2 separate regions of the Homo sapiens genome follow, and region 1 is linked to region 2. The links are chromatin loops, found by intact Hi-C in ENCODE. Cell type or tissue: pancreas. All regions are shown on one strand. Each heading gives the region's core, and the rest is flanking DNA. Links, peaks and the distances in the headings are about the cores only.

Evidence for each region. Hi-C counts contacts between places; a loop is a spot of excess contacts. Peaks named below come from ENCODE experiments on the same cell type or tissue, not always from the same donor. Only the 100,000 strongest peaks of a DNase experiment are listed, where the experiment ranks them.
Region 1: it touches region 2 in a loop (2.2-fold over the local background); 34 of 110 quality-filtered maps call a loop at or near these places.

The regions. Positions count from the first base shown.
Region 1 is chr19:2,758,077-2,769,324 of GRCh38, reverse strand. SGTA (small glutamine rich tetratricopeptide repeat co-chaperone alpha) reads left to right here. Exons shown (of 12, transcript NM_003021.4): 2 at 234-356; 3 at 1,639-1,745; 4 at 2,105-2,189; 5 at 4,040-4,139; 6 at 5,568-5,672; 7 at 6,681-6,819; 8 at 7,803-7,865; 9 at 10,031-10,068. The coding sequence starts at 257. Among named protein-coding and RNA genes, the nearest start is that of SGTA, 20 kb to the left of the region's middle. RefSeq lists an enhancer at 60-560. In pancreas, for the core only: no CTCF peak of the experiment used is centred there; a DNase peak (open chromatin) is centred at 6,425.
Region 2 is chr19:2,649,349-2,660,596 of GRCh38, reverse strand. The region is part of intron 1 of GNG7 (G protein subunit gamma 7); the gene reads left to right. Among named protein-coding and RNA genes, the nearest start is that of MIR7850, 24 kb to the right of the region's middle. RefSeq lists a silencer at 9,908-10,083. In pancreas, for the core only: no CTCF peak of the experiment used is centred there; a DNase peak (open chromatin) is centred at 6,746.

The DNA.
Region 1 (11,248 bases), core at 5,011-7,510, 110 kb before region 2:
GCTTGCCTGCTGGCCTCACACTTTCTGGCTGTGTGCATAGCCGGATTGGTGAGCTCTGGGCCTCAGGTCATCATCTGTGAAATGGGCGTATTAAGGCCTTTCTACCTGGGCTGTCCTGGAGCTGAGATCAGCCAGCACCCTTAAAGTGAGGCCCAGCTAGTTAGGGGCAGGCCTGGGGTGCCTGGAGTGGGGAGTGTGAGGGGGCCTGATGGGGGTTTTTCCTGCACCCCCAGGTATCACCTCTTCTGGGCTCAAGATGGACAACAAGAAGCGCCTGGCCTACGCCATCATCCAGTTCCTGCATGACCAGCTCCGGCACGGGGGCCTCTCGTCCGATGCTCAGGAGAGCTTGGAAGGTAGGTGGGTGCCTGCCACTTCCCCCTCTCCCCGGGCAGCGGCCAGCACAGTCGCCTCGTGTAGACACCTGGTGTGTAGATGCCTGGTCCCCCGCCTGGCTTTTTGGGGGTGGAAGCTAAGCCCAGAGAGGGCAGGGGTCTGCCCAGGGCCACACAGCCCCCGGCCGTGGGAGCCAGGGCCGAGCTGAGCCCTCCCGCCTGCCACTGCGTGGCGCCACCACTGCTTGATGCCTTCAGGCTGAGCTGCCTTCCAGTGGCTTTTTTCCATCTCCCCATCTTCCACCAAGGTGTGTTCTGGAATGTTCTCACCACCCAGTGTGTGTGTGTCACCATCGGTCACGGGGAAAAAGCTCTCCTAGTGCTGGCCCCGCCCCAGAGTCCCAGACTCGTTGGCATCCTGCATGGCCTGTCCGCTCCCCAGGTGCCTTGGTCTCCTGGCTGGTCTTGCTTGCGCTTCTGCGACACCTGGATCCGGGGCTCGGAGGGAAAGGAGGGCTCGGGGAGGCACCCTCGTGTGGCTGCAGGTTCTGCTCTAGGTCCTCCTTCCCCACCTATGCCTCGCTCACCTGTGTCCTGGGCCTGCCAGGCCTCTGTAGCATGGACACCCAGTGACAGCTGTAGGGATGTGCCCGGGGTCCTTGACACAGTGCTGGGCAGGAAGTGGCTGACCCCCACTTCTGACCTGGGTTAGGACCCTGGGTCCACACGAGGAGGCGGCCAGGGCTAGTGTTGTCTGGCTCGGTGGGAGGGCCCCCTGGGTGCTGAGTCTGTCAGGTGGGCCAGCAGAGAGAGGGGCCCTGTGGCTGTTTCTTGTCCTGCTCTCAATGGTCCTGCCCTGGTACAGACCCAGTCATACAGGCCTTCTACTGGGGGCTGGCTTCAAGCTCCTTACTCAGGCCAGGCGCCCTTGGAGGTGCAACAGCATCCGGGGCACCTCACCCCTGACGTGGCCCTCCAGGTGGGGCCAAGCCCCCACCACGCCGCAGCCGGGCAGCCCCAGCATTGGGACCCCACAGAGGCCTGAGGTCACCACCTGGGCTCCACTCTGCCCACGGCCTCTGCTGCTCTCAGGGGCACGGGGCGTCTCTGTCTGGCTTTTCTTTTCGGGAAGGAAGAGGGTCCACTGTCCCAGCCCAGAGCACAGGCGGCGGCCCCTGCGTTCTGGGGTCCTTGGGAATGAACACACCTGGGGAAGCATGAGCACCAACCCCGCCCTCTAGACCCAAAAACGTAACCTCGGGGCTGCGTGCAATGAATGGGACCGCCTCTGTCCCCGCTTCAGTCGCCATCCAGTGCCTGGAGACTGCGTTTGGGGTGACGGTAGAAGACAGTGACCTTGCGCTCCCTCAGACTCTGCCGGAGATATTTGAAGCGGCTGCCACGGGCAAGGTGAGCCTCGATGCTTCCCCAGCCACTGCCCCCAAAATAAGAACAGCAACAGCAGGCAGCCCTGGGGACCCCAGGAGCCCCGCTCTCATCGTCCCCCAGCACTCTGCCTGCATCCTCTCCTGGGCTGGGGACGTGGCTGCAGGAGCACTTGGCCCTCCTCCCCCTATCGGCGGGTCCTGAGACACATAGCGCTGTGGTCACTCGCCCAGGGCCACATGATGGGGGGCCAGGAGTCCCCTGCAGAGCCCCCGGGTCCTTCGGAACTTGGTGGCCCTCTCTGGCGTCCCGAGGGAAGCTAAGGCCGGAGGGTGCCAGGTTGGGAGGAGAGGACAGCGGGCCGCCTTTGCCTCCGGGTCCAGGAGATGCCGCAGGACCTGAGGAGCCCCGCGCGAACCCCGCCTTCCGAGGAGGACTCAGCAGAGGCAGAGCGCCTCAAAACCGAAGGTAAGGGAGGACCTCCATCCCCACAGACACCTCGCCCTACCTGGACTCCGGGGCTGTGGGACCCTCGCAGAGGCCAGCTGGTCCCTGGGGCCCAGGGAGCTGAGGGAATTGCCCTGATGACCAGCACGCTGGCTTGTGGGGACGGGGACGGAAGGGGGACTGGCGAGGGGACTGGCGAGGTGCAGAGAAACTTGACCTTCAGGCACAGCACGGCTGGTGGGGTTGTCGGGAGCGGCCCCTGTGGAAGACTGGCTGGTGGCCCCCAAAAGTTGCACAGCTTCCATGAGACCCGCCGGTTCCACCCTGATACTAGATATGTGCCCAAGAGAGACACATGTCCACCAAAACCCAGACACATGTTCACAGCAGCTGTATTCACAAGAGTCAAAAAGCAAGAAGAGGCCGGGCGCGGTGGCTCACACCTGCAGTCCCAGCTCTTTGGGAGGCCGAGGCGGGCAGATTGCCTGAGGTCAGGAGTTCAAGCCTAGCCTGGGCCAACATGGTGAAACCCCGTCTCTACTAAAAATGCAAAAAAATTAGCCAGGTGCAGTGGTGGGCACCTGTAATCCCAACTACTCAGGAGGCTGAGGCAGGAGAGTTGCTTGAACCTGGGAGGCGGAGGTTGCAGTGAGTCCAGATCGCGCCACTGCACTCCAGCCTGGGCGATAAGAGTGAAACTCCGTCTCAAAAAAAAATAAAAAATAAAAAATAAAACAATAAAAAGAAGCAAAAACAGCTTAAATGCCTGTCCACGCTAAATGGTCAGCACAGCATGGCCCATCTACACGGTGGAATGTGGATGGGTGAGGCTCTGACCCAGGCCCCAGCGCAGATGCACCGTGAAGACATCACACTCAGGGAGAGAGGCCAGACACAAAAGGACGCACAGCATGTGATCCCATTTCTTTTTTTTCTTTTTTGAGATGGAGTCTCGCTCTGTCGCCCAGGCTGGAGTGCAGTGGCGTGATCTCGGCTCACTGCAACCTCTGACTCCCTGGTTCAAGCAATTCTCCTGCCTCAGCCTTCTGAGTAGCTGGGACTACAGAAGCCTACCACCACGCCCGGCTAATTTTTGTATTTCTAGTAGAGACAGGTTTCACTGTGTTGGCCAGGATGGTCTTGGTCTCCTGATCTTGCGATCCGCCTGCGTCGGCCTCCCAAAGTGCTGGGATTATAAGCATGAGCCACCGCGCCCGGGCTTATATTTTTAAAGCGTAAGCTTTGTGGCATGTAAATTATATCTCAATAAAACTGTTTAGGGAAACACACGCTGATACCCATCTTCCCCCCACGCCCTCCTGAATTGGGATCTCGGGGGCGGGAGTGGGTTTCTGTCTTCAGGGCTCTCAGTTCTAGGATAGCAGCTGGGGTTTTTACCGTCCTACCAGCTGGGACCCATGCCTCAGATAGAAGCCCCATTGCCTATGAAATGAGAAGGTATCACATGAGTATTCCAAAATACAGGCCTCCACTTGGGCTCTTTCCAAAAGCAATAGCGAAAGGGACAGTTTCCGTCCCCGGGCCGGTGAGCTGTATTAACTGTTCTGCTCCCGGGGTCGCCATCCAGGCAGTGACAGCCACCGTCGCCAGGCACAGGCCAGGCCAGGCCCTGCCGCCCCCACCTCCATCCCCCTTAGTGGATGTAGATATGATTGTTTGCGACTAGCGAACCCCCTATAGATGCAGATGCCTCCTGAGCCGGCATCTGTGTTGAGTCCTGGCTGCCCAGAAGAGCCAAGTGTGACGCCCCCTCGGGTCTGTGTGGACACCAGGCCGGTGTTTTCCTCTCTCCCTGACACCCCCTCCGGTCTGTGTGGACACCGGGCCGGTGTTTTCCTCTCTCCCTGTAGGAAACGAGCAGATGAAAGTGGAAAACTTTGAAGCTGCCGTGCATTTCTACGGAAAAGCCATCGAGCTCAACCCAGCCAACGCCGTCTATTTCTGCAACAGGTACCAGCTCAGGGCCTGCCCAGGGCAGGGGCGGCCGGGTGCGGGGGCGTCCTCCGGGATGCTTAGCAGGGACCTGAGATGGGAGAGGCCTCTGCGCTGTAGATGAGGGATCCATTCACCGGTGGTCTCAGACCAGGAGCGAGCATCAGGTGACCAGCAACGGGGTCGGGGAGAGTCGATGCTGATTTAAAATCAGGTAGCACGCCCAGCACTCTGGGAGGCCATGGGGGAAAGATCACTTGAGGCTAGGAGTTCGGGACTAGCCTGGGCAACATATCAAGACCCCCGTCTCTACAGAAAATGTAAAAATTAGTCTGGGGGCCAGGCGCGGTGGCTCACGTCTGTAATTCCAGCACTTTGGGAGGCTGAGGCGGGGGGGATCACTTGAGGTTGAGAGTTCAAGACCAGCCTGGCTAACATGGTGAAACCCCGTCTTTACTAAAAATACAAAATTAGCCGGGTGTAGTGGTGGGCACCACCAGTTACTCAAGAGGCTGAGGTATGAGGATGGTTTGAACCTGGGAGGCAGAGGTTGCAGTGAGCCAAGATTGCGCCACTGCCCTCCATCTTGGGTGACAGGGAGACTCTGTCTCAAAAAAACCCCGAAAAAAACCACAAAAATTAGCTGGATGTGGTGGTGGGTGCCTGTAGTCCCAGCTACCTGGGAGGCTGAGGCAGGAAAATCACTTGAACCCGGGAGGCAGAGGTTGCAGTGAGCTGAGATCGTGTCACTGCACTCCAGCCTGGGCAGCAGAGCAAAACCCTGTTTCAAAAATAATAAATACATAAATACATACATAGAAAATCAGGTATCATGGCATTCCACGTGGATGTCAAGCCAAGAAAATAATCCAGTATGTGGAGGGTTGTGTTTTTTGAATGTGTGGTCTTGGATCTGCTTCAGGCTTACAGGACAGTTGCAGAGGCAGTGCAGGGTTCCTGGCCGCCTGTCATGGGGTAGTTTAGTCTCCACTCACTCTTCTCTGTACTTTGAAAAAATTGTAAAGAGAAACACTAAACACGAAAATGGTGAAGACGATTCAGACGCTGTAAGCCAAGAGCTTTGAGCTTTGACATTGGTCTGAGTTCTTTTTTTACTGATATGTAAATAATTTGTGAATGAAACTTGGGTATAAGTTCCCTACCCTCATTGCTCTTGTACAGCCATGGATCGGAACATTTTTTGCAAATAAAATTCAGAGTCGCAGTCCTGAGTGGCTGCTGGTGCTTTGAGCCCACATTTGTCTAAGAGCATCTCAGTGGCCACACCTCTCAGCTTTCCCCATCAGCCCCATTTTACAGATGGGGAAAACTGAGGCCGTTCCTCCAGGAAGTTGGAGAGGAACGCAGCTCTCAGGCTCCCCTCAAGGGCTGCCCGCTGGGCTCAGAGCCGCCAGTGAGGGACCTGCCCTGCCTTTTCTTCCCCAGAGCCGCAGCCTACAGCAAACTCGGCAACTACGCAGGCGCGGTGCAGGACTGTGAGCGGGCCATCTGCATTGACCCGGCCTACAGCAAGGCCTACGGCAGGATGGGGTGAGTGCCTGTCCACGGCCGCGCCTTTCCAGTCTCTCGGGACCCCTCCTCTCCTGCTCCTGCTTCCTCTCTTGTGTGGCTTTTTTCCCACCCACAACGAATTCTCCCACCCCGGTTCAGTTCAACTCTGACACTAGCTGTTCGGAGCCAACGTAGTCCCTACAGGTCACAGGCTCAGCCCCACAGACGCCCCGCATCAGGTGCCACCCGGAGATCCCTGGGCCCCTTGCTTCTCCCTGACTGGCTGTCACCTGGGGTTCCCATGGCTCCTACTCAGGCTCCATTGTTTGCTGGGGCGGCTCACAGAGCTCAGGGAAGCACCTGGTTTATGATGAAGGACACAGGACAGGTCCGAGAGTGAGGCCAGGAGGGTCCCCGGGGCAGGAGCCTGCGCCCCGTGCAGCCGGTGCCGCCCTCCCAGCATAAGCGTGCATTCGCCTGCTTCTCTGAATGCCCTTGCTCAGAGTTTGTGGGATTGGGTCTCCCCAGAGGCTGGGGAGGGGCCCTGTTCAACTGCCCAGTCTCCCCAGGACCCGCCTCCTCCTGGGCTCTGTAGGGGCCCTGAGTCACCTCACGAGTGAAGACTCACTCAGGTGGGGGTCAGGGGCTGCTTGTGGATGACGGGAGACATGTCTGTCGCTCAGAGGTTCCGAGGGTCCTTGGTGCCCTGTGCCGGGAAGCGGGGCCAAGACAACATCCACGCATTTCCTGTGACCCTGAGCTGGCCCGCTCCCTCCTCTCAGCCCGCTCTGGGCTTTGAGGCCCTGTGTGTGGCCCCATGGGGACTCCAGTTCTTGTGTGGCAGGGGTGTTCTCATGTCTGTCTCCCTCAGTCCTGCCCCTGGGCCCCTCGAAAGCCAGGTTTGTCTCCACTGAGCTGACAGCGGGCAGGGGGTGGCACCATCCGAGGTGGTTTGGGGGTTGCCAGGACCGCCGGGGACGAGGGCTTTGGCGGGGCCTCCTGGAGCTGGGCAGATGGGAACAGTCCATCCCCGGTGCTCTCCTCCAGCCTGGCGCTCTCCAGCCTCAACAAGCACGTGGAGGCCGTGGCTTACTACAAGAAGGCTCTGGAGCTGGACCCCGACAACGAGACATACAAGTCCAACCTCAAGATAGCGGAGCTGAAGCTGCGGGAGGCCCCCAGCCCCGTGAGTGCAGCGGGGGCGAGTGGCTCCAGAACGCCGAGCTGACTGTGTGGGTGGGGGACAGGTCCTCGGGCGCACCAGTGGCTCTAGGCTTAACCTGGGTGTCGTGAGGGTCCGGGGTTTGTTTCAGTTGGTGGTGAGATGCACAGGCGTGGAAGTGAGTGTCGTGAGAAGGTTCATGCCCCCAGACCCCTGGAAGCAGGAGGCCGGCCGCAGGGCTGCCCGCGGAGGCTGAGGGAGGGGCACAGAAAGGACCCTCGATGTGGGTTTTGTGGCGAGGCCGGGTGAGGAGGCTTCGGGTTGGCTGGTTGGAGCCATTTCATTAGACCCAGGCCTGGGGGCTGCCCCTGGTTGCCTGGTCCCTGGCCTGGGGGTGAGTGGGGCAGGTGGACTGTGGCCCTGGGGTGATGGGGGAGGTGCTGAGGGTGTGGGTTCTGGGTTAGTTTGTTTGTATTTCAAAGGTGCGTTTCTGGGTGAGTCATTTGCTTTCTCTGGGAATTGGCTACTCCAGGAGGGGGCGGCTCTGCCAGGCCAGCAAGGCCCCAAGGTGTCAAAGCGGCAGAATACAGGAAATCAACACGGGATGATAGACTGTGCCGTCCCCGGGCGGTCGCGCTGTACGGGGAATAAACACGGGATGATAGACTGTGCCGTCCCCGGGCGGTCGCGCTGTGCGGGGAATAAACACGGGATGATAGACTGTGCCGTCCCCGGGCGGTCGCGCTGTGCGGGGAATAAACACGGGATGATAGACTGTGCCGTCCCCGGGCGGTCGCGCTGTGCGGGGAATAAACACGGGATGACAGACTGTGCCGTCCCCGGGCGGTTGCGATGTGCTTCGTGCTGCCTGCCTCAAAGCACCCTCTGGCCGCAGGGTTGATAGAATGTCTGAGCCCCGTGGGGGGCCGTTGTTTCTGAGTTCCAGGGGGTTATTCACCGTGGCCTCTGGTCCAGGCCCCACTAACCAGGGCTGTTCTCATCCTCAGACGGGAGGCGTGGGCAGCTTCGACATCGCCGGCCTGCTGAACAACCCTGGCTTCATGAGCATGGTAACGGCCCGCCCCTCCTCCCTGTCCATGGTGTCTGCGCCACCCCCCAGGCCCGCATCTGCTGTGTCCGCTACTGGCCAGGGCTTCCTTGCCTTGGCACTGCTGGCTTCTGGAACCAGATGGGTCTTGTCTGTGGGGTCGTCCTGGGCACCGCAGGGCGCTGGCAGCACCCCTGGCCTCACCCGCCCCATGTCAGGAGCACCCCCACCCTCTGCTTCGACAATCAAAAGTGTCCCCAATGTTGATGTCCCAAGCAAGACCCATCAGTAGTGAGCACCAAAAGCTGGCTCTCCTGGCTGAGCCCAGGGAGGTCACACCCCCACCCCACCCTGGCGTGGGCTCCTCCTCGCAGTGCAGAGACACTGATCACAACACAGCAGCGTCTGCCTCCTAAGGTTCAGGCAAGGGAAGCAGAGCGCCGGGTGCGCCGGGCGCAGGTGGACCTCCCGATGCCCGGGCACTCATGCTTCCAAAGGGACGGCCTTTGGCAGGGAGTTCCTTGACTGGGATCCTCGGAGAGCCATCCCCCACACACACATGTTCATTTCCTGGGAGGTCTGTGTGCCCTGGGACCACTCTTCAGGCTCCCACAGCCTCAGGGTACAGGGACTCGCCTAAGGCTGTCGGGGAGAAAAGCCCTCAGTCTCACTGTCAGTCAGAAAAATGAGCCAGCTGGGCCAGGAGCCCTGCCCGGGTCGTGCCATTCAGCAGAGGCCACACCTCTTACTGTAGCCCTCGTCCGCTGGCCAAGCTGCCAGGGGAATATGTTCTCCCTCACCATGGGATGGAGGGTGACTGGGCCCCAGTCTTTCAAGGGGCCTCTCAGCTTGGCCATGTCACAGACGCCTTTTCCCTTCAGACATCTGGGGTTGGCAGAATAAGGCCCGCCGCTGGGTTTTGTTAATAAAGTTTTTTTTGGTTTTTTTTTTTTTTTTTTTTTTTGAGATGGAGTCTCGCTCTGTCGCCCAGGTTGGAGTGCAGTGGTGTGATCTCAGCTCACTGCAACCTCCGCCTCCCAGGTTCAAGCGATTCTCCTGCGTCAGCCTCCCGAGTAGCTGGGATTACAGGTGCCCACCACCATGCCTGGCTAATTTTGGTATTTTTTAATAGAAATGGGGTTTCACCATGTTTGCCAGGCTGGTCTCGAACTCCTGACCTTGTGATCCACCCGCCTCGGCCCCCCAAAGTGCTGGGATTACAGGTGTGAGCCACTACACCTGACCAATAAAGTTTTATTGGCACACAGCCATGCCCATTCATACACCTAGTGTCACTGGTGGCTTTCATGATACGGCGGCAGAGCTGAGTAGTTGCGTCAGGCACCCGTGTCTGAAAAGGCTGAGAGTATTTACACACTGGCCCTTTACACAGAGAGTTTGCCACACCTCTGAGCCACCTCCTTTCAACAGGTCCAAAGGAATAATCCCAAGTGGAAAGTTAACATGAGAAAGTGCCCAGTATAGTGCTATTTATTTATTTATTTATTTTTACTTCTTTTTTGAGACAGAGTCTCACTCTGTCACCCAGGCTGGAGTGCAGCGGTGTGATCTCGGCTCACTGCAACCTCCCCCTCCCAGGTTCAGGCGATTCTTGTGCCTCAGTTTCCCAAGTAGCTGGGACTACAGGCATGCACCACCACACCTGGCTAATTTCATATTTTTAGTAGAGACGGGGTTTCACCATGTTGGTTAGGCTGGTCTCGAACTCCTGACCTCAAGCGATCTGCCTGCCTCGGCCTCCTAAAGTGCTGGGATTCCAGGCGTGAACCACCGCGCCCAGCCACAGTGCTATTTATTGATAGAGCAAAACTGGAACCAAATATGCTAAATGAAATATGCTAAAGCAGACAGCAGCTAAAATAAAGAACCAAAACGCCTCCACACAGCAAAACCGCAGCAGCCAGTGAGAGAGCGCTGTGGCGCTGCGAGATCGCTCCTGAAGCAGGAACCCAAAACAGGATTTAAGTCACAATGTGGAGGTCACAGCTCGTGGGTGGGGGGGCGAAAATGTAGGGAAAAGGGTATGAAAGACCGAATGCCCGGCTCTTACTGTTGGTTGGCGTGCTGGAGTCCAGAACCAAGGCTGGTTAAGATGGAAAGTGTCTGATGAAAGAGAATGATGCGCTGGGAGCTTTGTCTTCCTGACAAATTTGTTCTGTTCTTCAGGCTTCGAACCTAATGAACAATCCCCAGATTCAGCAGCTGTAAGTGACAACCGGGTTTCTTCGGGTCTTGTTGTGGTTAAATTTCCTTTTATTGTGGGTAAATTCACTTAACATAAAACTAACCACTTTAAAGTGTGCAACTTAATGGCATTAAGGACTTTCACACTGTCATGCAACTGTCACCACTATCACACTGTCATGCAACTGTCACCACCATCACACTGTCATGCAACTGTCACCACCATTGAGCACCAACCCATCTTCATCACCTCCGAAAGAAGCCCCTTCCCCCTCAGCTGTCACTCCCCAACCCCTCTCCTATCCCCTGACAACCACGCATCCCCTTCCTGTCTCTGTGGATGGGCCTGTCCTGGACATTTCGTAGAAATGGGATCACACACTGCGTGAACTTTGGTGTCTGGCGTCTCTCACTGAGCGTGACGTCCTCAAGGTGCATGTGTGCTGGGGCCTGGGTCAGGGCCTCGCTCCTTTTCATGGCTGAGTAATATTCCAGTGTGGAGGGACCACGCTGTGCTGATCCACACATCTATCCATGGACATTTGGGCTGTTTCTACCTTTTGTCTGTTGTGAACGGTGCTGCTTGAGCACGGGTGTGCAATCGTCTGTGTGAATCCTGTTTTCGTTTCTCTTGGATATAAACTTCTGAGTGCACTCGCTGGCTCATAGGGTCACTCCCCAGTAAGCGCTGTGCGCACTGGGGAGCTGCTCACCTGTTTTCATGGTGAAATCTTTTTTTCTTTCTCCTTTTTTTTTTTTTGAGACAGAATCTTGCTCTGTCACCCAGGCTGGAGTGCAGTGGCAGAATCTTGGCTCACTGCAACCTCTGCCTCCCGGGATCAAGTGGGTCTTCCCAAGTAGCTGGAATTACAGGCATCCACCACCATGCCCGGCTGATTTTTGCATTTTTAGTAGAGATGGGGTTTCACCATGTTGGCCAGGCTGGTCTTGAACTCCTGACCTCAGGTGATCCACCCGCCTCAGCCTCCCAAAGTGCAGGGATGACAGGTGTGAGCCACCGCGGCTGGCCCACGGTCAAATCTTAAAGCATGGTTTCCCAGCCACAGCACCGTGGCCATTTGAGCTGGACCAGTTTCTGGAGCAGGGCCGTCCTGGGCACTGCAGGGTGCTGAGCACTGTCTCTAGCCTCCATCCACTCCATGCCAGGAGCACCCCCTGCCCCTGTCTTGGCGTAACCCA
Region 2 (11,248 bases), core at 5,440-7,939:
GGTGTCTCACTATGTTGCCCAGGCTGGTCTTGAACTCCTAGGCCCCCATCCTCCCATCTCAGCCTCCCAACGTGCTGGGATCACAGGCGTGAGCCACCACACCCAGCCTCGTCTACTTTCTAGCTTGTCTTCTTGTACCTTTGAGGGCAGGAACATGGTAAACAGATGAAAAATATACGTCCAGTTTCTCCCTTCCCTGTGGTTTTGGAGCAGGAGGATGAAAAGGTCTTACCCACAGCATCAACCCTTCAATGGAAGGAATTGTGTTTCTCCCACAGGGAATCAGGATTGGAAAGGGATGAGGCTCAGGGAGAATTACACAGAGCCTTGTGGGTGTAACGGGGATGAAGATGTGTTATCTCCCACTTGATGCCATCTTGCAGAAATAAGCTAATCATCTCCAGAATATGCTTTCGTTCACCAAATGGGATTTACACATGCATCCTAGGCTAATCTGCCTTCCACGGATGGCAGGTTCTGTGAGTAATCCGACAGAGGCTAATTGGGACGGATTCCATGAGGACTGCTGTGTGATCCGCTCGCCGCCATGGCCCCTCGGTGAGGAGGATGGCTCTGGTGTGGGTTAATCCAGGCTTAAGTGGCCAGGAGATTTTGATCCTCATGGTATTACATTGTGATGATACTCACAGGGGCTCGGGGGAAAGCAGAAAATCCATTTGGCCAAGACTGACCAGTCTTCTCTCTGGGGCTTATTCAGGAAGCTTGTGGAAGGGGATCCAGTCATAAATGTCAGTGCTTACGGATCATGTTGTCTAAAGTGGGTGTCTCTCCTTTCCTCTTCCTTCCCTCATCCCTCCCTCCCTCCCTCCCTTCCTTCCTTCCTCCATCCCTCCCTCGCTCACACTCATTCCCCTTCCCTTCCTCTCTCCCTCCCTCTCACTCTGTTTTCCTCTCTCTCCCACCCTTTCTCCCTCTTCCTCTCCCTTCCTCTTTCCTTCCCTCCCTCTTTCCCTCCCCTCCTCTCTTTTTTTTTTTTTTTTTTTAAGATGGAGTCTCACTCCTCTATTTCCCAGGCTGGAGTGTAGTGGCGTGATCTCAGCTCACTGCAACCTCCGCCTCCCAGGTCCAAGCGATTCTCCTGCCTCAGCTTCCCAAGTAGCTGGGATTACAGGCAAGTGCCACCATGCCTGGCTAATTTTTGTATTTTTAGTAGAGATGGAGTTTTGCCATGTTGGCCAGGCTGGTCTCAAACTCCTGTCAAACTCCTGACCTCAGGTGATCCCCCCATCTCAGCCTCTCAAAGTGCTGGGATGACAGACGTGAGCCACCGCGCCCGGCCCTCCTCTCCTTTATTTAAAAAAAATCAAGGCCAGGCGCAGTGGCTCACGTCTGTCATCCCAGGACTTTGGGAGGCCAAGGTGGGCGGATCACGAGGTCAGGAGATTGAGACCATCCTGGCTAACCCGGTGAAACCTCGTCTCTACTAAAAATACAAAAAATTAGCCAGGTGTGGTGGCGGGCGCCTGTAGTCCCAGCTACTCGGGAGGCTGAGGCAGGAGAATGGCATGAACCCGGGAGGTGGAGCTTGCAGTGAGCCGAGATTGTGCCACTGCCCTCCAGCCTGGGTGACAGAGCGAGACTCCATTTCAAAAAAAAAAAAAAATCAGAACGCTTGGTTCGTGATACAACTCTCACAATTTGTCTCTTCAAGTCCCCCTTTTAATAGACTATTTTTAGAGCAGTTTTAGGCCTAAAGAAGAATTGAGCAGAAGGCAGAGTTCCCACCTATCTCCTCTCCCCGAAAAGGTACGCATTTCCCCCAATGTTACCCTCTCTCATTAATGTGCTACATTTGTTACAACTAATGAGCCAGTGGATACATGATTATTGACTAACAGCTACAGTTTACATTTGGTGTGGCTCACTCTCTAGGGACCTCCTAAGCGTGGAGTTACACAGGATTTGTCCTTTTGCATCTGGCTCATTTCACTGGGCGTGATGCCCTCAAAGTTCATCCACTCTCTAGCCCATGTCAAAATTTCCTTCCTTTTTCAGGCTGAATCATATTCCGTGGCATAATGGATGACATTGTGTTTATCCATTCATCTCTCGGTGGTCACTTGGGTGTCTCTGCCTTTGGGGTGTGGTGAATCGTGCTGCTGTGAACACGGGGGTACATTTTGGTTTCGGGGGATGTACCACGTTTTGTTTATACTTGGCTTATTTTTATAAAGCTCGGGGCTAAAAAGCCTTTTCCATTTTAAAAGTGTTGTAAAAAAACAAATAACAAAGAGGAATATGCAACAGTGACCCTTTAGCTCACAGAGCATAAAATACTTACTTTTTGTCCCTTTGCAGAAAAAATTTGCAGACCCCAGATGTAAGATACTAACATGAGGGGAAACTGGGTGAGGGGCGTTTGAGAACTGTAGGGTCCAGCCCTATAGGGTCTGTGGGTTTTTCTCCCCGTGTGTGGAGACGAGAGATCGTAGAAATAAAGACACAAGACAAAGAGGTAAAAGAAAAGACAGCTGGGCCCGGGGGACCACTACCACCAAGACATGAAGACCGGTAGTGGCCCCAAATGCCAGGCTGCACTGTTATTTATTGGATACAAGACAAGGGGGCAGGGTAAGGAGTATGAGCCATCTCCAATGATAGGTAAGGTCATGTGTCCACTGGACATGGGGCCCTTCCCTGTTTGGCAGCCGAGGCAAAGAGAGAGAGAGAGAGAGGAGACAGCTTACGCCATTATTTCCGCATTTCAGAGACTTTTAGTACTTTCACTAATTCTGTTACTGCTATCTCGAAGGCAGAGCCAGGCAGCTCGTGCCCTCAGTCTCTTGCCTCGGTACCTAGGTTGCCTGCTGCCCATAGGGAACGTTGGACTAGATTTGCAACTTTTCTGTAAATCGAAAATTTTTCCAAAACAGAAACAAAATTTTTTTAAAAGATGGTGTCTTGCTATGTTGCCCAGGCTGGTCTCCAGCTCTCCTGGCTCCAAATGATCCTCCTGCCTCAGCCTCTCCAGTAGCTGGGATTACAGGCACAAGCCCCTGTGCCTGGCTGAAACAAAAGATTTTTGAAAAGGATCCTTGGGGGCAGAATTCAAAAAGTCCTATAAAGCAGGACATGAAACCCAAAAGTCAGGAGTTAGAGACTGGCAGACGACTTTGAGTTTCAGCTCTGAGTGCCTTTGTACTGTTTCTCTTTTTAGGATAAATGTTATTATGTGTATATATATATATATATATATATATATATATATATATATTTTTTTTTTTTTTTTTTTTTTTTTAATTGAGACGGGGTCTTGCTTTGTCACCCAGGGTGAAGTGCAGTGGCACCATTTCAGCTCACTGCAGCTTCGAACTCCTAGGCTCAAGACATCCTCCTGCTTCAGCCTCCCCAGTAGCTGGAACTACAGGTGTGCACCACCAGACCCAACTAATTTTTGTATTTTTAGTAGAGACCGGGTTTCACCATGTTGCCCAGGCTGGTCTCGAACTCTTGGGCTCAAGAAATCTGTCCTCCTAGACCTCCCAAAGGGCTGGGATTACAGGCATGAGCCACCGCGCCTGTAATGAGCCAGTTTTAATTTTGAAGACAATCATTGAAAATTGATCTGACGCTGTTTCATGTTTTAAGGCCTCTCCGCTGCCCCACCCCCAGAGGATTCCAGCACATGAAATCTGTAAACATTTGGTTTTACAGTGTTACTCTTTGCTAAAAATCATTAGGACTTACTCGTTTCTGGCATTCAAGGTCCTCTGAGATCTAACTCTAGTACACGGATTATATCAACCCTTCCTAAAGGGCCGGAGGTAAATTCTTGGCGTTGCAGGCCATGTGCTCTCTGTCGAGGCCTCCCAGCTGTGCTGTAGGAGCCCAGAAGCAGCCATGGATGATATGTAAGTGAACACGCACGGCTGTGTGCCAATAAAACTTTATGTACAAAAGCAAGCAGTGGGCTGCATTTGACCCATGGGCCAGAGTTTACCAACCTCTGGTCTAGTTCATCTTTCTTTCTCTTTTTTTGATGGAGCCTCACTCTGTCACTCAGGCTGGAGTGCAGTGGCGTGATCTTGGCGCACTGCAACCCCCGCCTCCTGGGTTCAAGCTTCTCCTGCCTCAGCCTCCTGAGTAGCTGGGACTACAGGCGTGCACCACCATGCCCGGCTAATTTTTGTATTTTTAGTAGAGACAGGGTTTCGCCATGTTGGCCAGGCTGGTCTTGAACTCCTAACCTTGTGATCCGCCTGCCTTGGCCTCCCAAAGTGCTGGGATGACAGGCGTGAGCCACCGCACCCGGCCTCACATTTTCTGTATCCATTCATCCAACGATGGACATGTAGGTTGGTTTCCTATCTCGGCTATTGTGAATGAGGCTGACAGATTCTGATTTCATTTCCTTTGGATGTATACCCAGAAGTGGGATTACTGGATCATATGGTGGTTCTATCTTTAATTTTTTGAGGAACTTCCATTCCGTTCTCCAGAATGGCTGTGCTCATTTACATTCCCACCAACAGCACACAGGGTTCCCTTTTCTCCACATCCTTACCAATGTTTCTTTTTTTTTTCTTTCTTTCTTTTTTTTTTTTTTGTTTTGAATCGGAGTCTCACTCTGTCACCCGGGCTGGAGTGCAGTGGCACGATCCTGGCTCACTGCAACCTCTGCCTCCCAGGTTCAAGTGATTCTCCTGCCTCAGTCTCCAAGCAGCTGAGATTACAGGTGCCCACCACCACGCCTGGCTAATTTATATATATATGTATTTTTTTTTTTTTTTTTTTTTTCAGACGGAGCCTCTCTCCGTCACCCAGGCTGGAGTGCAGTGGCGCGATCTCGACTCACTGCAAGCTCCACCTCCCGGGTTCACGCCATTCTCTTGCCTCAGGCTCCCGAGTAGCTGGGACTACAGGCGCCCGCCACCACGCCCGGCTAATTTTTTTGTATTTTTAGTAGAGACAAAGTTTCACTGTGTTAGCCAGGATGGTCTCCATCTCCTGACCTTGTGAGCCGCCCACCTCAGCCTCCCAAAGTGCTAAGATTACAGGCATGAGCCACCGCACCCGGCCTAATTTTTATATTTTTAGTAGAGACAGAGTTTCACCATGTTGGCCAGGCTGGTCTCGAACTCGTGATCTGCCTGCCTCATCCTCCCAAAGTGCTGGGATGACAGATATGAGCCACCGCACCCGGCCATCTTTACTAATGTTTTTTATCTTTTATCTTTTGGATCATAGCCATTCTAACAGGTATCTCATTTTGGTTTTAATTTGCATTTCCTGGCTGATTAATGATCTTCAGCGTTTTTTCATAATCCTGTTGGCTGCCTGCGTGTCTTTATTTGAGAGGTATCTAGTCAGATTATTTAACCCCCTCTTTTTTTTGAGATAGGGTCTCTTTTTGTTTTTGTGTGTGTGTGGTTTTTTTTTTTTTTTTTGAGACAGAGTCTTGCTCTGTCACCCAGCCTGGAGTGCAGTGGTGTGATCTCAGCTCACTGTAGCCTCGACCTCCCAGACTCAGCAATCCTCCCATCTCAGCCTCCTGAGTAACTGGGATCACAGGTGCAGACCACCACACCTGGCTATGTTTTAAAATTTTTTTTGTAGAGATGGGGTCTTGCTATGTGGTCCAGGCTGGTCTTGAACTCTTGAGCTCAATCAGTCCTCCTGCCTCTGCCTCCCAGGGGACACTGGACAATGTCTGGGGACATCTGTGGTTGTCACAACTCGGGGGTGCCCCTGGCATGGAGTGGGTGGAGGCCAGGGATGCTGCTTAGCACCCTGCAGTGCCCAGGATGGCCCCAGCCCAGAGAATGGTCCAGCCCCAATGTCCACAGTGCAGAGGGGGGAGACCCTGCATTCATTATTTCGAAAAAAATAATTGAATTGCGTCTCTGCTCACAACAGACACCAGAATAAGCTCCCAATGGGGCAGACAACATAAACTAGGGGACTCCAGTTCCCGGGATTCTCCTCCTCTCTCCCTCCCCCCACTCAGGGTGTGGATTTCAATGTGTGCAGCCTCCTGGGACCTCAGCAAGGGGGAGGATCATGGGACACAGTCTCTTGGGGATCTGTGGAACCCCCTAACTGAGGAGGTCTTTCTGGGGATGATTCTGTTCCCCAGGGGACATCAGGCAATGTCTGGGGACATCTGTGACTGTCGTGACTGGGGGTGCTCCTGGCATAGAGTGGGTGGAGGCCAGGGATGCTGTTCAGCTCCCTGCAGTGCCCAGGATGGCCCCACCCCAGAGAGTGACCCAGCTCTAATGTCCATAGTGCCTGGGGGTTGGGAGGGGGACCCGTGCTGTTTCGGATCGTGTCTAGGAGGCTGCTCTGGGAACCCGGGGAAGGTGGGAACAGAGCTTGTCATGAAGCGGGAGGGGAGGGTATGCGTCAGAAAAGAAATGACAGGTTTGAAATCTGCAGAAGCTCGTCTTTCCTCTCCGCCTCTCCTCCCCAGCCGGCCCCGCCCCCACCTGGCTTCCTAAATAAAGACCTTCCTCTGCATGGAGACCGCCTCACTCAAACTCACCCCCTCGTGCATATGCAGAGTCTCAAAAGACACGGCCCCGCCCCCGCCACAGCGAGGGTCTGAATGGGAGGTTTGGAGGAGAGCATCTGTGTCCCAGACCCGGCGGTGGGGGGCCCAGGGTGCTGGGCACATCTTCTGGAACCCGGGCTCGCCGAGGCAGGCGAGAGCTGTCCCCTCGCCTCTGTTGGGGATGCCTGCCAAGGTTAGCCATGGGCGAGGCCAGGGACAGCGCCTGGGTGGTGCCAAGGGGACTGTGAGTCACCTGTGGATAGGAGGGCTGAGTGAGGAGGGGACACGGGCCCTGGGCCTCAAGGGCACCATCTGAAGATCCCATAAGGATGAGGACAGGGGAGGCCAGAGGGCAGAAATTCAAGGCAACGGAACAGCTCTAGATGGGGGATGCCCCTGGCATGGGGTGGGTGGAGGCCAGGGACGCTGCTCAGCTCCCCGCAGTGCCCAGGACAGCCCCACCCCAGAGAATGATCCGGCCCCAATGCCCACAGTGCCGAGGGGGAGACCCTACATTCATCTGGAAAAAAATAGACTTCGATCCCTTCTCACTCCAGACACCAGGATAAACTCCTGATGGGGAAGACGGTATAAACCAGGGGGGCCCCCCAGCTCCTGGGATTCTCCTCCTCCCTCCGCCCCACTCAGGATGTGGATTTCAATGTGTGCAGCCTCCTGGGACCTCAGCAGGGCCGAGGATCATGGGACTCAGATCGATCCCTCATCTGCCCTGCTGCGGAATTTCCCAGCTCTGTGTTTGTCTGTTGCAAATCCCCAGGTTTGGGAGCTGAGGGTCTGGCTGTTTGTGTCCTTGGGCGCTGCTTGGAGATACTGGGCTATAAAATCTATCAGCCTTTTCAGAATTACAAGCAAAAATAACAACCAGCACCTTAATAACCCTAGAAGATGCATGCCTTCGACACTGTGGGTGAGGCCTGGTTTTTGTTTTCAGTTTCTATTATTTATTTTATTTTATTTTGATTTATTTATTTGAGTCAGAGTCTTGCTCTGTTGCCCGGGCTGGAGTGCAGTGGTGTGATCTCGGTTCACTGCAGCCTCTGCCTTCTGGGCTCACGTGATCCCTGGAGCCACCATGCCCAGCAAATTTTTAAATTTTTTGTAGAGATAGGGTCTTGCTATGTTGCCCAGGCTGGTTGCAAACTTCTGGCCTAGGGTCTTGCTATGTTGCCCAGGCTGGTTGCAAACTTCTGGCCTTCAGCAATCCTCCCACCTCAACCTCCCAAAGCACTAGGATTACAGGCATGAGCCCTTGTGCCCAGCCCATAGTACAATATCTTTAGCTGGTTCACAGGCTACAGTGACATCTCTCAGTGTTTCCAACACAGCTGAAACTATGTATCCTCTGACCCCCATCTCCCCCTTCCTTTCCCTCCTCTACCACTAACCGCTCTTCTGCTTTCTGTTTCTATGTATTTGGGAGGTTTTGATTGTGTGTTTGTTTTGAGATGGAGTCTCGCTCTGTTCCCCAGGCTGGAGTGCAGGTGGCACGATCCCAGCTCACTGCAACCTCTGCCTCTCGGGTTCAAGCGATTCTCCTGCCTCAGCCTCCTGAGTAGCTGGGATTACAGGCATGCACCACCACGCCCGGCTAATTTTATATTTTTAGTAGAGACGGGCTTTCACCATGTTAGCCAGGCTGGTCTTGAACTCCCAACCTCAGGTGATTTACCCGCCTCGGCCTCCCAAAGCGCTGGGATTACAGGCATGAGCCACCGTGCCTGGCTGTATTTGGGGTTCTTTGCTTGTTTTGTTTTTGGACTCCACAATACGTGGGATTACGCAGTGTTTTTCTCTCTCAGCGTCTGGCCTATTTCACTTGGCATCGTATTCTCCAGGTTCTACAAGGGGGAATTTTATGGCATGCGAATATTTTAATTTTTTTTTTTTGAGACGGAGTCTCGCTTAGCCGTCCAGGCTAGAGTGCAGTAGTGCGATCTTGGCTCACTGCAACCACTGTCTCCCGGGTTCAAGCGATTCTCCCATCTCAGCCTCCCGAGTAGCTGGCATTACAGGCGCCTGCCACCAGACCTGGCTAATTTTTGTATTTTTAGTACAGACGGGGTTTCACTGTGTTGCCCAGGCTGGTCTTGAACTCCTGACCTCAGGTGATCTGCCTGCCTTGGCCTCCCAAAGTGCTGGGATAACAGGCATGAGCCACTGCACCCGGCCTATTTTAATTTTTTAAAGAAAGAAATTGGTCAGGCACGGTGGCTCATGCGTGTCATCCCAGCACTTTGGGAGGCCGAAGCAGGTGGATTGCCTGAGCCCAGGAATTCAAGACCAGCCTGGCCAATATGGCATAACACCATCTCTACAAAAACTACAAAAATTAGCTGGGCGTGGTGATGGGCACCTGTAATCCCAGCTACTTGGGAGGTTGAGGCAGGAGAATCTCTTAAACCTGAGAGGTGGAGGTTGCAATGAGCTGAGATGGCACCACTGCACTCCAGCCTGGGTGACAGAGTGAGACTGTCTTAAAAAAAAAAGAGAGAGAGAGAGAGAGAGAAAGGGAGAGAGAAAAGAAAGAGAAAGAAGAAAGAAGGAAAGAGAGAGACAAAGGAAGACAGAAAGAGAGTAAGAGAGAGAAAGAAAAAGAGAAAGAGAGGGAGGAAAGGAAGGCAGGAGGGAGGGAGGAAGAAAGGAAGGAGGGAAGGAGGGAGGGAGGGATGGAGGGAAGGGAGGGAGGGAGGGATGGAGGGAAGGGAGGGAGGGAGGGATGGAGGGAAGGTAGGGAGGGAGGGAGGGAGGGATGGAGGGAAGGTAGGGAGGGAGGGATGGAGGGAGGGAGGGAAGGAAGGAAGGAAGGAAGGAAGGAAAGGAAGGAAGGAAGGAAGGAAGTCGGACAGAGATCTGGAGAAGTGCCTCCAGGACACAGTGGGGAGGGCCGGGAGGCGGTGGCAGCCCTTCGTACACGAGGTCCCCTGACCACCACCACTGTCCATGGCCTCTGTGTCCCAAGGGGGACTGATCTCTCCCTGCTGACATTCGGCACCTGCTACCTGGAGTGTTTCTTGCCTGTGTCTGAGACTTGCCTGCCTGCTGGGTGGAAGGGCCAGCTGCCCATAGGTGCCCAGGGCCCTGAGCTGGGTTTAAAGCCGGGCTATTGGCGCCTTGAAATCCATACTAATTTATGAACAGGAGGTCCCAGCGGTTCGTGTTGCCCCAGCTCGGCAGTTTCTGAGGGGACCTAACCCCCGCGGAGAGGTCTCTCCTCCTTGTCTCCACTGCTGGCCGCCCGGGTCGATTGTGATTTGTCCACACAGGGAACATGAAAACACAGCGTTTCTGTCAGGCTGAGTGAGCCGCTGAAGGTCGCTGGGGGACAGCCTGGCGCCAGCTGGTGCGGCTCAAGGCCCGAGGACAGAGCGGCTGGGATGCGGCTTCACCCACGCTGTGCTCGCCTCTGACCCAAGCTGCTCTGAGGCCGAGTGCAGACCAAGGGGCATCCGCAGGGATCGCCTCACTGCCAAGTCCAAGGTCTTGAGGACAGCCAGGGGCTGGGGTTAAAGGGCTGGGGACAGGGAGGTTTGCAGTGAAGGCAGAGAGTGAGAACTCATCTTAAAAATGATTCCTAGGGCTGGGAATCATTGTTGCCTGTAATCCCAACAACTTCGGGAGGCCAAGGCTGGCGGATCACCTGAGGTCAGGAGTTCAAGACCAGCCTGGCCAACATGAGGAAACCCCGTCTCTACTAAAAATACAAAAAAAGCTAGCCAGGCATGGTGGTGGGTACCTGAAATCCCAGTTACTCTGGAGGCTGAGGCAGGAGAATCGCTTGAACTCGGGAGGTGGAGGTTGCCGTGAGCCGAGATCGTGCCCCACTGCACTCCAGCCTGGGGGATAGAACGAGACTCTGTCTCAAAAAAAAAAAAAAAAAAGATTCCTATGACACGAATATTCACAGCAGCAGATTCACAATTGCCAACAAGAAGGAACGAGCCGATTGTCCATCCGCCGGTGAATGGATTTAAAAAACACGTCCTTCCATACTCAGGAGGAGTAAGACTCAGCCATGGAAAGGAGCGAGTCTTTGACACAGGTCACAGCATGGATGCACCTTGAGGACGTCACACTCAGTGAGAGACACCAGACACAAAAGGCCACACAGTGTGTGACCCCATTTCTATGAAATGTCCAGGACAGACCCATCCGCAGAGTCAGGGAGGGTGTGCGTGGGGGCCGGGGCTGGGGATCGGGGGCTGATGGCGAGGGGGCTTCTTTGTAGGGTGATGAGAATGTTCTGGAACTACATAAAGGTGATGGTTGGCCAGTTTTGCAAATATACTGAAAACAATGAATTATACACTTCAAGTGGGCGAGTTGTATGGTACAGGCGTTAGTTCACAATAAGGCTGTTTAAAAATAATGATTCCTGGCTGGGCGCGGTGGCTCACGCCTGTAATCCCAGCACTTTGGGAGGCTGAGGCGGGTGGATCATGAGGTCAGGGGCTCAAGACCAGCCTGACCAACATGGTGAAACCCCGTCTCTACTAAAAATACAAAAATTAGCCGGGGGTGGTGGTAGGTGCCTGTAATCCCAGCTACTCAGGAGGCTGAGGCAGGAGAATTGCTTGAACCTGGGAGGTGGAGCTTGCAGTGAGCTGAGATCGCACTCCAGCCTGGGTGACAGAGCAAGACTCCGTCTCAAAAAGTAATAATAATAATAATAATTCCTAGGGGTGAGCGTCTACACTGAATGTATCCGCCTCTCTC